Regions from separate parts of the Homo sapiens genome. Here region 1 is linked to region 2. The links are chromatin contacts, found by POLR2A ChIA-PET in ENCODE. All regions are on one chromosome and are shown on one strand. The core of a region is the stretch at or near the end of the contact, and the rest is flanking DNA. Distances in the headings are between cores, read along the strand shown.

The links. ChIA-PET counts read pairs that join two places held with the same protein, here RNA polymerase II (POLR2A).
Region 1: POLR2A ChIA-PET joins it to region 2 with 16 read pairs in activated T-cell. The contact joins the enhancer-like site here to the promoter of KIF3C in region 2. POLR2A ChIA-PET finds 5 or more read pairs at or near these places in 2 of 52 experiments (A673 and activated T-cell).

What each region holds. Positions count from the first base shown.
Region 1 is chr2:39,137,390-39,144,022 of GRCh38, forward strand. No RefSeq gene overlaps it. Among named protein-coding and RNA genes, the nearest start is that of SOS1, 20 kb to the left of the region's middle. RefSeq lists a cis regulatory region at 4,487-4,939 and a silencer at 4,683-4,867. Within about 2 kb of position 4,047, at least 5 of the 41 ENCODE cell types and tissues checked have a DNase peak (open chromatin) inside an H3K27ac peak, as active enhancers do.
Region 2 is chr2:25,979,767-25,986,620 of GRCh38, forward strand. It overlaps KIF3C (kinesin family member 3C), which reads right to left and starts at 2,731. Exons shown (of 8, transcript NM_002254.8): 1 at 607-2,731. The coding sequence starts at 2,151. RefSeq lists enhancers at 1-483, 484-992, 1,502-2,010, 2,011-2,520 and silencers at 2,510-2,669, 2,810-2,979.

The DNA of each region.
Region 1 (6,633 bases), core at 2,797-5,296, about 13 Mb after region 2:
GCTCTGTTGCCCAGGCTGGAGTGCAAAGGCATAATCTCAGCTCACTGCAACCTCCGCCTACTAGGTTCAAGTGATTCTCATTGCCTCAGCCTCCCAAGTAGCTGGGATTACAGGCACGTGCCACCACGCCCAGCTTATTTGTTGTATTTTTAGTAGAGATGGGGTTTCCTCATGTTGACCAGGCTGGTCTTGAACTCCTGGCCTCAAGTGATCCACCTGCCCCAGCCTCCCAAAGTACTAAGATTACAGGCATGAGCCACCGCCCCCGGACCCTTATGATTTTCTCAATAACATTTTATTTCCTCTAGCTTACTTTATTTTAAGAATACAGTATATAAGACATATAAGGGCTGGGCAAGATGGCTCACGCCTGTAATCTCAGCACTTTGGGAAGCCGAGGTGGGCGGGTCACCTGAGGTCAGGAGTTCGAGACCAGCCTGGCCAACATGGAGTAACCCTGTCTCTACCAAAAATACAAAAATTAGCGGGGTGTGGTGGCACGCACCTGTAGTCCCAGCTACTTGGGAAGCTGAGGCAGGAGAATCATTTGAACCTGGGAGGAGGAGGTTGCAGTGAGCCGAGATTGTACCACTGCACTCCAGCCTGGGCAACAGAGCAAGACTCCATCTCAAAAAAAAAAAAGACATACAAGATACAAAACACATGTTAATAGACTTTATATTATCAGTAAGGCTCCTAGTCAGTAGGCTATTAGTAGTTAAGTTTTTCGAGAGTCAAAAGTTATACTCAGTGGCCAGTTGATACTGTATATATCTATGGTTTGTAAAAAGAAGAAAACAAAACTGAGACAAACTTTTGATGCTCCTTGCTTGGCGCTGAGGCTGTTGGGGAAGATGCCTTTTGGAGCGGCTGCGGCTCAGCGCATGCACTGTGAGCCTGGACCTGTTGACTTTGCAGCAGTCATACATTTAGCTTCAGATTGTCTTGTTTCTGTATATAGTGACACAGCATTCTGCTGCCATTCTTAGTTGTGTCCAACTTAGCGGTGTCTGTTGACATAAGAAGTGTTTGGAATTTTTTTTTTTTTTGAGACGGAGTTTCGCTCTTGTTGCCCAGGCTGGAGTGCAAAGGTGCAATCTCTGCTCACCACAACCTCCGCCTCCCGGGTTCAAGCAATTCTCCTGCCTCAGACTCCTGCATAGCTGGGATTGCAGGCATGCACCACCACGCCCGGCTAATTTTGTATTTTTAGTAGAGATGGGTTTCTCCATGTTGGTCAGGCTGGTCTCGAACTCCTGACCTCAGGTGATCTGCTGCCTCAGCCTCCCAAAGTGCTGGAATTACAGGTGTGAGCCACTGCACCCGGCCTTTTTTTTTTTTTTTTGTGATGGAATCTCGCTCTGTTGCCCAGGCTGGAGCGCACTCGCGCAATCTCGGCTCACTGCAATCTCCACCTCCCAGGTTTAAGCAATTCTCTGCCTCAGCCTCCCGAGTAGCTGGGATTATAGGTGACTGCCACCATGCCCAGGTAATTTTTGTGTTTTTAGTAGAGAGGAGGTTTCACCATATTGGCCAGGCTGGTCTGGTCTTGAACTCCTAACCTCGTGATCCACCTGCCTTGGCCTCCCACAGTGCTAGGATTACAGGCGTGAGCCACCGCGCCCAGCCTAAGTGTGATAGTTTTCAAAGTGTTTGTTAAACAAACTGTAGAACTCTTCATTGTCAGCAAAGTGAAGAGTCACTGCCATCAATGAAAGTTCAAGAACCTTCTGTACGTAAACTCGATTTGCACGTTCTGTTATTTTTGTTTTGTTTAGTTTAGAATGCTGGAATGTTTTTGAAGTTAAACAGTATTACATTAAAAGAAGAAGAAGAAAAAGAAGAACAGTTGTTTGTGTGAATATCCTGTTCTTCAATAACCCATCACCTGATTGTTTAGATAAGTGGTTCTCAAAGTGTTGTTCTGGAACTGGCATAATCTGGGAGTTTGATAGAAAAGCAAATTATTGGGTTCCACTTCAGACCTGCTGAATTAGAAACTCTGGGGTGGCATCCAGTAATCTCTGTTTTAACAAGCCTCTAGGTGATTCTGATGCACACTGACATTTGAGAACCACAGGTTTAGATAACTCTTGCTTTAATTAATTATAACACTGGGGTTGCAAAATGGTGAATTTCCAGTATTCATTGAATGTTTATTAGCTGCCATTCTTCTATATAGAAAAGCCTTCCTTTCTCTTTATCCCCCCTCTCCCCCATCACCACCCCCATCACTATGGATTCATAGACATTGGAAACTCAGTTGCTAATTCTTGAATGCCACCATTCTTTCTCATGTCCAGCTAGTTCTTCATTTATCTGATAGAATTCCCTTCAGGCTATTCCTGTGTTCTTTCCACCTGGCCCCAGAGTTTTTGAGAGCACCCTTGCATTATGATGCAAAAAGACTCAATGATTTGACTGTGTATTTGCTTGTATCTTGAGGGTAAAAACTAAGTCTGCTACTTAATATTTCCCTGAGGGGACTTGATATCTAAATAATGTTCTATATAATAAATGTTCTTGAGCAAGCGAAGTGTTTGAGCATTTTTTTGGAAAGGGCAAAAGGCTGTTCCAAATTACATTGAAGTCTCTGTGATTCTTAGACTAGGATGATGCAAGGTTGATGTAAATTACAGTATTTTGTTATGACTTTAGGCGAATTAATTTGACTCTGAGGTCTGATCCCAAATCAGATAACAGAGAAATATATTTATAGTTGGCAAGAGCAAACTAGAGATAGTGAAATATCTGGTTTCAGTTTTTATTTTGTATAGTTTTAGGATCTATGTAATACAACACATACAAAGCTACTTAAAATATCTCAGTTACTCTTATTGGAGTAACCTAAACACAAAAATTAATTTGCAAAAACAATAATACCTTGCACTTATTAAGTGATTACTGTGAACCGGGAACTGTACCAAGTGCTTAACATGTATTAACTCACATGTTGCTTTGGAAACCTGGATTAGATAAGGGCTTTTATTATTCCTATCTTACAGAAGAGTAAACTGAGGCATAGAAGGTTTAGTAGTTTACACCAGGTCACACAGCTAAGCAGTGGTTTCACATTCCATGGTCTTCACGACCACACTATAAAGCCTTTCTAAATTTGTGCTTGTAAATATAATTAACTAAGGAGTTTGCCCTATGGTTAACTTATTTAGTTTCGTAATATTTTCAGGAAGAGAATAGAAGCAGTGGGATATTGTGTAAAGAGTCCAGGAGTTTTGAAAGTCAAGACCTGCACGTGGGTTCCAATTAAAGCTCATGTATGACCTTGAACAACACTGTTCTGAACTTCAGTTTCTTCATGTATAAACCAGGTCTAATAATAGTTGCCCTACCTAACTCATAGATTGTCATGAGTATCAGATAGTATAATGGGTGTAAAAGTGCTTTGTAAATTGCAAAGTGATAAACAGAAATGGGTCAGACACATAATCTTAACACTACAAAGAAACAGGTTTTTTTGGCCAGGCACCATGGCTCACGCCTGTAATCCCAGCACTTTGGGAGGCCAAGGCGGGTGGATCACTTGAGGTCAGGAGTTCGAGACCAGCCCGGCCAATATAGTGAAACCTCGTCTCTACTAAAAATACAAAAAAAAAAAAATTAGCCAGGCGTGGTGGCGCATGCCTGTAGTCCCTGCTCCCTGGGAGGCTGAGGCAGGAGAATGGCTTGAACCTGGGAGGCGGAGGTTGCAGTGAGCTGAGATCGCACCACTGCATTCCAGCCTGGGTGACAGAGCAAGACTCCGTCTCAAACAAAAAATGAAACAGGTTTTTCTATTTATAAAACAGTGAGTTCACATCCCAGTTTTAAATATTCTAGATCCTTAAATGATTTCTCTTTACAGTTTATTTATGACTGAATTTTTTCAAACTGGCAATTTTCTTTTTTCCCCCATAATTTACTTGACTTCCCCTTCTGGATGTATTAAAAGTGTTGTAATGTCATTATGCAAATAAAGTGTATTTTGCATGCTTTTTCCAAGGGCAAATTTTAACTTCTTGTCATGTTTCCATTTTATCTGCAATATTCAGGCGACATAGTCTGCTGCTCTGGTGGCTCATGCATTTGTGTTTTGCATATTTCATACAAGAAAATAGAGAAAAAAGAGAAGTCAGCCAGATGGGATTCTCTTTCCAGGCAGAGAAGAACTAGAAAAATTTGCATGGCCACGACCTCTTCTATAGACAAAGGATGCTTGTTTTCAGGACTGGCAATTGGTCAGAGGGTGACAACCCATCCCCAAATTCCTGAGGCAGCCCTAGGTTTACAATCTGAGGTTCTGGAATAGTTCCCAAGATGCAATTATTTCCAAATTTAATCAAACCTCAGAAAATAGCTAATTAAAAATAATCATATAAAACAGCAGGCCCTTTCTCCAAAATTAAACACACACTTTCTTATATCGGCTGTTTAGCCAAGTCTTACAAAGACCCGGCCACCTGTTTGGGGTGGGGGGAGGTGTTAGACTTCCTAAGAGGTGACTGTTCTTGGCAGCCACCTCTACCCAGGCCGTCCTGGAATCTGTCATTGTCAGCTTCTGCCAAGAAATGTTTTTGTACTTGCTGGATAAAGACAGGCAAGGAATTTTTTGACCTCTGTTCGAATCCCAAATCCCTTTTCCATACTCTTATTTGTATTCTTTAAATGACATAATTACAGTAATGCTCCTAAAACAGTGGATGGCACTGAAAATGAATGGGATCCTCCCTCTTTCATCTATCTTTCTAGCTCCCTGCAGCCCTGGCTGACCTATTTCTCCAGGCTCTGCCCTACTACCCAGAAAGTTGGGTGTGGTTCCGAGAAGGTTTGGTTGGGGATTTACATTTCAGTTTGCGTTGATGATTTAATCAATTGCTTGTGTCTTTTTCAGCAGAAAACCAAGCAGAATCTTTTTGTCACCAAATTTGTATTTACCAAAATTAATATCTCATTGAGTAGACTACCATAGAGTATGTAAGGGGAGTATTTTTCTAAAATCAGAAAATTGTCAAGAATACATAGACCATAAAGGAGATGCTTGGGAAAGCAATACTTGGGAGTTGAGGAGATTAAAGCCCTTTTCCTGATTAATGTTAACTTATATTAACAGCTAAAACAAGGCCGGGTTCGGTGGCTCATGCCTGGAATACCAGCACTTTGGGAGGCCAAGGCAGGCGGATCACTTGAGATCAGAAGTTCAATACCAGCCTGGCCAACATGGTGAAACCCCATTTCTACTAAAAATACAAAAATGAGCCAGGCATGGTGGCACACACCTGTAATCCCAGCTATTCAGGAGACTGAGGCAGGAGAATCGCTTGAAACCAGGAGGCGGAGGCTGCAGTGAGCTGAGATTGCACCACTGCACTCCAGCCTCGGTGACAGAGCAAGACTCTGTCTCAAAAAAAGAAAAAAAAGAAGAAAGCTAAAACAAAACAAAAAAAGCCCCAAGAAATAATGGCAAAATATTTTAAGTTCGTCTTGAGAGTTGTGGATTTTTCATGTTGGTTCGACTGACCAGTGAAGAAATGAGCTCTGGCTACTCAGAAAAACCTAAAGTCTTGAAGCAGAATTGCATTCTATCATTTTATTTTACAATAGCTCTTACTTCTAACTAAAAAAAATTTTTACTTTGGTTTTGTTTTTTGCATCATACTGTTTTGTTTGTTTGCTTTTAATTGGCATATCCTTTATATAGACTGCACAGATACTAGGTGTACAGTTCCATGAGTTTGGACAACTGTATACACCACCAATGGTAACCACCACCCCAATAAATATATAGAACATTTTCATCACTCTCAAGGGACACCCTCCTTATGCCCCTTTCCAATCAACCTTACTTGCCCCAGCCTAAATACAACCACTCTTCTGATGTCTATCACTGTAAGTTAGTGTCAAAAGACAAAATTACAACAAATTTAAATAATCTAATTGGCTTCTATTTGTGATTTGTGAACCACGGGAAGATCTTCTCTAAAAATTCAGAAAAGGCTCCAATGAGCTGAGCAGAGGAAGTTGGCTTTATGGGCAGAAAAGGGCTGAAGAAAGCAGAAATAGGGAACAAAAAGCAGATTGATCGCCTTAAAGTTTCTTTCCTTATAGGGTTAAAACTGAGGAGACTTTCTTACATACTAGGCTAAAACTGGCCTGTTTAGGGATTTGGCTATTCTCTCTCTCTCTCCTGATTTCTTGGAAGATCGGATAAACAATTTCATTTGGTGACATGAAACTTTAGCAGGAATGACTGCATTTTGATTTGCTCTATTGGGGCCTAGTGCAGGAGCTCAGTCTAAACCAATCGCCTCCTATAAGTTGTATTTAACAATAAATATACCTATTTCAGACTTATAAATGGAATCATGACTCTTTTTGTGCCTGGATTCTTTCACTCAACATCATTTATCTGACATAGCAAATCTTTCATGTATGTGGTTGATTATATTCACAGTTTGTTCCTTTTTCTGCTTTTAAAAAAATAGTGGTAAAATATACATAAAATTTACCATTTAACCATCTTAAGTGTGCAATTCAGTGGCATTAAATGAATTCAGTGTTGTGCAACCATCACCATTATCCATTTCCAGAACTTTTTCATCATCCCAGACTGATACTCTGTATGCATTCAACAAAAAC
Region 2 (6,854 bases), core at 1,481-3,980:
GGTTCCAGCTCAGCTCTGCCACTTCATAGGATGGAACCTTGGTCACGTCACTTCTCCAAGCTTTAATTCCTCACCTCTGAAATGGGGATTTCAGAACTGTGACCCTGGATGGCCAAAGGATCCAATGAGATCATGTATGGATCATATATATGGGGCATTTTTTGAACTGAAGCACTAACCAAATGATATTATTAAAACGACGTGAGGTTTGAAGATGCTGCAGAGGGAGGAAGCCTCAGGGGAGGAGGCTGTGAAGGAACAAGAACCCACATTCACAAGAGGCTGCCTGGCCATCCCACAGACCTGACTGATCCTGAGGCCACCAGCAGGAAATGCCCACAGCAGGTCAGACCACCCCAAGCTCACTGGCTTGAGAGACCGCCTGTCCACGTTGCTTCGTGTGTGTGTGCCTGTGCATGTACCTGGCAGCCCGGTATCACAGCAATTTGCCTGGCTGCTCTGGGGGCACATTTGGCAGGAGGGCAGTGTGCGGTGCTGAGGGAGAACCTCCACTTCAGGCCAGGTCACAGACTCTCAAAGAAGAGCCTCCTTGCCGGGATCCCCTGCGGGGACATCTCGAGTGCCCAGCTCCTCTGGGGCCCTTACCTTGTACTTGGCCGCAAGCAGCTCTGTGGCCTGCTGTTCCCGCCGCAGGTCCTCCAGCATCTTCTCCTTCTCCTCCAGCAGCTTCTGCTTCTCCTCGCTCACCAGGCTGCGGTCATCCTGGATGGCTGCCTTCTCCTCCTCCAGCCGCTCCTTCTGTTCCTGCAGGTAATTCTCCATGTTCTTCTCCAAGGCTGACTCCAGGATGGGCTGGGGCGGGCGGTGGTTGTTGTTGTTGTCATCCTCCTCTTCTGCCACCCAGGCCTCAATCACTGGGCCCTCAGGGTACCCAGGCGGGGCGGACACGGCCTTCTTCCTGCGGCTGCTCTTCCTCCGGGGCCGCTTCCCCAGCATCCCCCTCTTCTCCAGCTGGGCCTTCAGGCGGGCAATCTCCTCTTGGAATTCCCGCAGCAGTGTGTCCTTGGGGTCCTCGTTCACCCGGGGCTTGTTCTTGATGTTCTTGGCTCGGTTGGCAAAGCGCAAGGTGGAGAGGCTCTCATCGTAGCTGTGAGAAGCTGGCCCCAGTGTGGCTACCATGATGGTCTTGGCATTCCCCCCCAGGGAGTCCTGGAGCAGCCGGGTCAGCTTGGAGTCCCGGTAGGGAATGTGGGTGCTCCTGTTGCCCGCCAGGGCAGCAATCACGTTGCCCAGGGCAGATAATGAGAGGTTGATTTTGGAGGCTTCCTTAGGCCTCTCTCCACCAGCACCACCACCACTGCCTCCACCGCCACCACCGCCACCCGAGGATGGTGTGGCTGCCCCTCCCGCTGTGTTGGGGCCTGCCTTGTTCTGCCTCTCGCTGCCAGCCAGGTCCACGAGGTTGAGCTTGCCCACTCGGATGTGGTCCTGGCCATCAGAGCCACGTTCGCTGCACTCCACAGTGATGATGAAGATGGCATGGGAGCGGGAGCTGACCTCATTCATGTGGGTGCTGCCCACAGCCCGGGTCTGGTTCCCCAGGTTCATCACATGCTCAATCTCCTTGACATTCTTGGTGACGAAGGAGGAGAGGTCCTTGATGTAGACGCCAGTCTCGGGGTTCTCTTTCAGCTCTAGCCTCTTGCCCGGCTCCTTGGAGAGCAGGTCTCGAATCTCTTCCTGGTAGATCTCCAAATAGGAGGCCCGGACCAGGTACTGTTGGTTCTGGGAGCGGGAGATGTGGGTGAAGATGTGCTCAAAGGCATTCGGGATGACCCCGCGCAGCTCGGGCTCCACCCAGGTCCCCTGCATGGTATAGGTCTTGCCAGTGCCCGTCTGGCCATAGGCAAACACCGTGCCATTGAAACCCTGGAGCACGGAGTCTATCAGGGGCCTCACGGTTTCGTCATACAGGTCGGCCTGCTTGGAGCTGGCATCATACACGGCGTCAAAGGTGAAGGTCTTGGGCAGCTCCCCCGGGGCGGCGCGGGGGTTCCGCAGGGTCACCTGGCCCAGTTTCACGTCCATGGTCAGGATCTGCTCGTGACCAGCAGCCTCCTCCTTCCTGCTGAGGGGGCGGCACCGGGCCACCACCTTGAGGGCCTCGCTGGCCTTGGTCTTACTGGCCATCTTGCTGCTCTGACCTTCCTGCCCCCGAGCCCCTCCGCAGCCTGGGCGGTCCTGCTATCCTGCTCGCTAGGTCGGGATCAGCGGGGCCGGCCCAGCCCCCAGGCGCAGCTCTTCAATCCGCATGCAGCCTCCTAGGGTGGGGACGCTGGGAGGTGGCCCCAACGCTGCTGCAGTCCGGGCCTCCACCGCTCTCCGGTCCTCTCTGCACCGGCTGGGAGGTGAATTAGGCAGAATCCCCCAGTCGCCGCGGGAGCAGCGCCTGCCGAGCAGCCGTGCCCGGAGCCCGCCCCATGCAGGAGCAGAGGGAGCGCTGCCGTAAACAGCTTCGGCAACAATGAGATAAAGGAAGAGGAAAATGGGATGGGGGTGGGCGGCGAGCTGTCTTCTCCTCCTTCCTCTAGGGATCCATAGCGTGGGCTGCCGGTCGTGGGCGGCCGGGGGTCCCGGGCCTCCCGAGGGCAGAGGCTCACCTGGAGTCCTCCCCCCAAGCTGGGGGATCATTCATTGCAGCCAGCGCGGCTGCTGCTGCCTCTGCCTCCGCCTTCCCCGCCGCCGCCACTGGAGAATGAGAGAGAAAAACAGAAGGGGATGGGGCGGAGCAGCGGCAGCGAGAGTGATGTTGCCGCCGCGCTGCGGCCCCAGCTAAGCCTCCCGACTGGGGTGGGGCAGGGGGCGGGGCCGCGGGGCGGGAGGCGCGAGCCCGGAGCGGCCCGGGTGCGGGGGACAGGGGCGCATCGCCGTCTCTGCACCCCCGCCGACCGCTCCGGGATGACAGGCTCCGGTGCCGACCCAGGTCCTGCGCCCACCAGTCGGGTGCAGCGCAGCCACCGCCCGCCGTCACCCCACCGAGCCCGAGCATGCCGGGAATTGTAGTCCTGCCTTTGTTAACCGGGTTCTGGCAGGTTGCTAATGCCTTTCCCGGTCCCCCAGTCCGGGAGGCGCCTCCCTCATCCGCATGCCACCCCTTGAGTGACTGCTGAGCTTGCACCACCTATGCCTGGTCCCTCCGAGCCACCATCCTCGGACACCCCCCTGCTCCTGCCTTTCTGCCTGCAAATGGGTGCGCGTCACCCCTCCCCGTCAGGGTGTCGCCAGGCCTCCGGGAACCGAACTCCTAAATGTTCCTTGACTCTGTCCTTTCCTCCCCCTGTCCCGGTCTACTTCTGGCCTTCCTCTTCTCTCTGCTGGAGCCCACCTTCCAGCTGATTCTCTCGCACCTTATGTCCGCACAAGCACCCGGGAGCCCCCTCGCTCCTCCTCCACCGCCTTCCTTGTGTGAAAGCCTCTCCATCTTCCGCCTTCGCAGCCTCACCGCCACTACTCCTCTATAGAAAAATCTGTGTTCCAGACAGCCATTTCTTCAGTTATCCAGCGCCTGCTGAGCCCCAGGCCCCATTCTAGGATCTGGGTCCTTCCTGTCCTCAAGCAGTGCACATTCCCGGAACCGTGTTTTGTTTCTTTAACTGGCTTTGCTGTGCAGCATCTTTGTGCTTTTGCCCAGAGGCCTGGTCACCCTTCGGCACTTAGTGCCCTGCCACTTGGGCAGTTCAAGCACCTCCTCCTCCACGAAGCCTTCCCTTAGCAATTTTTTTTTTTCTATAGTGAAAGAGGCACAGAATTTACCTAAGACAAAACCTGGATTGAAGTTCCAGTTCTGATGGCCATCCAATGGAGTGGCTTTGAGCAGTCACTCCCCTTGCTCCAGCCTTAGTTTCCTCATTTATTTTTTTAAAAATTCGAGGCGGGAAAGAAATAATTAACAACTACTTCATGGAATGGTTGGGAGGCTCAAATGAAATAATGAATCATGAAGTACTGTACCATGAGAAGTCCTGCCCTGGCTTGGATTGCCTGACAGCTCCTGCTTCCTTGAGTATCCTGGATAGACCATGTCTGTGCTTGGTGTTCCTCTATGGGAGTCTTAATCTTTTTTTTTTTTCCTGTAGGATACAAATAAAGTGTAATTCCACAAGGCCAAGGACCAAGCCAGAGTCCTATCCATGGTCCACTCTGCAGAGGGCAGTTGAGTCTGTGGACTGAGCCCAAGCTGTCTGTCTTTACTCTCCATATGAGAACCAGATTGAGAGGTGCTGTTATCTGAAACCTGGAGACCCTTCTTCACAGAGGCACCAGAAGAGTCTTTCCACAAAACATTTCCAAGCATGTTATCCTCTAGAGGACCCAATTGTTTAGTTTTCCAACTCAACAAAATTTACCTCCTTAACTCTTCCCCATCCCAGAACTTTAGCGTGAGCTGGACTAGAGGCTTGAGACTTAGCTGAGAGCTTGCCCGCTTCTGAAGCTCCCTGGCCTCCCTCCACCCTCTCCTTGATTAAGCTCCACTGCTTATGATTAACATGGCTTTTGGACCAATTACGGGGTGGGGTTTTGGCTCCGTAGACTAACCCCTCTTGGCTCTCACAACATGATTTCTGGATGGAGCCTTTAGTTCTTCAACTATTTTCTGGTTGCATTCGGCTTTGGGTTTTGAATACCCTTTCTCTGCTTAGGCTAATGTATCTGACACTACAGCGCTGGATAAAAGGGATTCTCACCCTGTTCTCCCCACTTGATGTCACCACCTGGCAGGGGACTTACCCAGATCCTCTTGTGTGAGAGGGAGATTGGAATCGCGTTGCTTACAAGATGTGTGATCCTAGGCCAGGCGCGGTGGCTCACGCCTATAATCCCAGCACTTTGGGAGGCCGAGGCGGGTGGATCATGAGGTCAAGAGATCGAGACCATCTTGGCCAACATCATGAAACCTCATCTCTACTAAAAATACAAAAATTAGCTGGGCATGGTGGTGCACGCCTGTAGTCCCAGCTACTTGAGAGGCTGAGACAGGAAAATAATTTGAACCCAGGAGGCAGAGATTGCAGTGAGGCTAGATGGCGCCACTGCACTCCAGCCTGGCGACAAAGCAAGACTCCATCTCACACACACAAAAAAAGATATGTGATCCTGGGGAAATTATTTAACTTCTCTGAACAGCTATTTTTTCAGTGGAATAAATGAGGATAAGAATGCTTACATTGACCAGGTGTGGTGGCTCAAGCTGTAATCCCAGCTATTCAGGAGGCTGAGGTAGGAGGATCGCTTAAGCCCGTAAGTTCAGGGCTGCAGTGAGCGATGATTGTACCACTGCACTCTAGCCTAGGGTAACAGAGTGAGAACCTGTCTCTGAAAAAAAAAGAGGGCTTACCTTACACATCAGGATTAAGTGAGATAATGTATGCAAAAACTCCTACGACATAGGAGGCACTCCAGAAATAGCAGTTTTCTTTTCTCTTGTCCTTTGCATTCAAGGCTGTTCACTTCAGCGTCTCCATTTTCACCGCTGTCTTCATTTTTCCTTCCTCTTACATACTCAAGTCTCCAGCCACTCTGATTAGCTTAAGTCCCCCAAACACACCCCACTTTTTTGTGTCTCCTTGTGTTTGCTCATGCTGCTCCTCTGCCCGAAATGTCCTAACTTTGTTTTTATTTCAATTAATTTATTTGAGAAGGGGTCTCATTCTGTCACTCAGGCTGGAGTGCAGTGGTATGATTATGGCTCACTGCAGCCTCAAACTCCTGAGCTCAAGCTATCCTCCTGCCTTAGCCTCCCGAATAGCTGGGACTACAGTTGCATGCCACCACACCTGGATAATTAAAAACAATATTTTTTTAGGCCGGGCGCGGTGGCTCACACCTGTAATCCCAGCACTTTGGGAGGCCAAGGCAGGGGGATCACAAGGTCAGGAGTTCGAGACCAGCCTGACCAACATAATGAAACCCTGTCTCTACTAAAAATACAAAAAATTAGCCGGGCATGGTGGTGGGCACCTGTAATCCCAGCTACTTGGGAGGCTGACGCAGGAGAATCCCTTGAACCCGGGAGGTGGAAGTTGCAGTGAGCCGAGATTGCACCAGCCTGGGTGACAGTGCAAGACTCTGTCTCAAAAAAACAAAAACAAACAAACAAAAAACAATATTTTTTAACATTAGCCAGGTCTCACTCTGTTGCTGAGGTTGGTCTCAAATCCCTGGACTCAAGTGACTCTCACACCTTGGTCTCCCAAAGTGCTGGGATTACAGACATGAGCCACTGCACTCAGTCTTCCTAACTGTGTCTGTTTCTGTCTACATAGCCTCAGCTTCTATTCATTCCACTGCTCAATCTCACATGACTGGCCCAGTGCGGTGGTTCACACTGTAATCCCAGAACTTCGGGAGGCCGAGGTGGAAAGAGCATTTGAGGCCAGGCGTTCGAGACCAGCCCCATCTCAATTAAAAAAACAAACTTATATGGCTTCTCCTCCCACTACGCAATAGAGACCTCTCTTACCAAGGACATCAGTGAGTTCCAGTGCCACCCTCTAGTGTCATTATAGCTTATGGCTTCCATTATTGTCTATATAGTTCCTAGATTTGTATCTCCAGTCCAGACCTCTCTTCTGAGTTCTAAACCTCTATATCCGACTCTGTAATGGACAGAGCCACTTTGGTGGCTCTCCAGGTACCTGAATTTCTACTTGTTCACACTGAACTCATTATTCTCCCCTCCAAAAATATTACCTAGCTCTGTAAATAGCACTTCCTTCAGTCTCAGTGTATCCATTTGAATACATTGAATCCATTTGAATACGAAATTCTGCCAACTTCCTGCGTATTTCTCAGATTTATCCATTTATTTTCTACTTCCATAGGGGCTATCATGA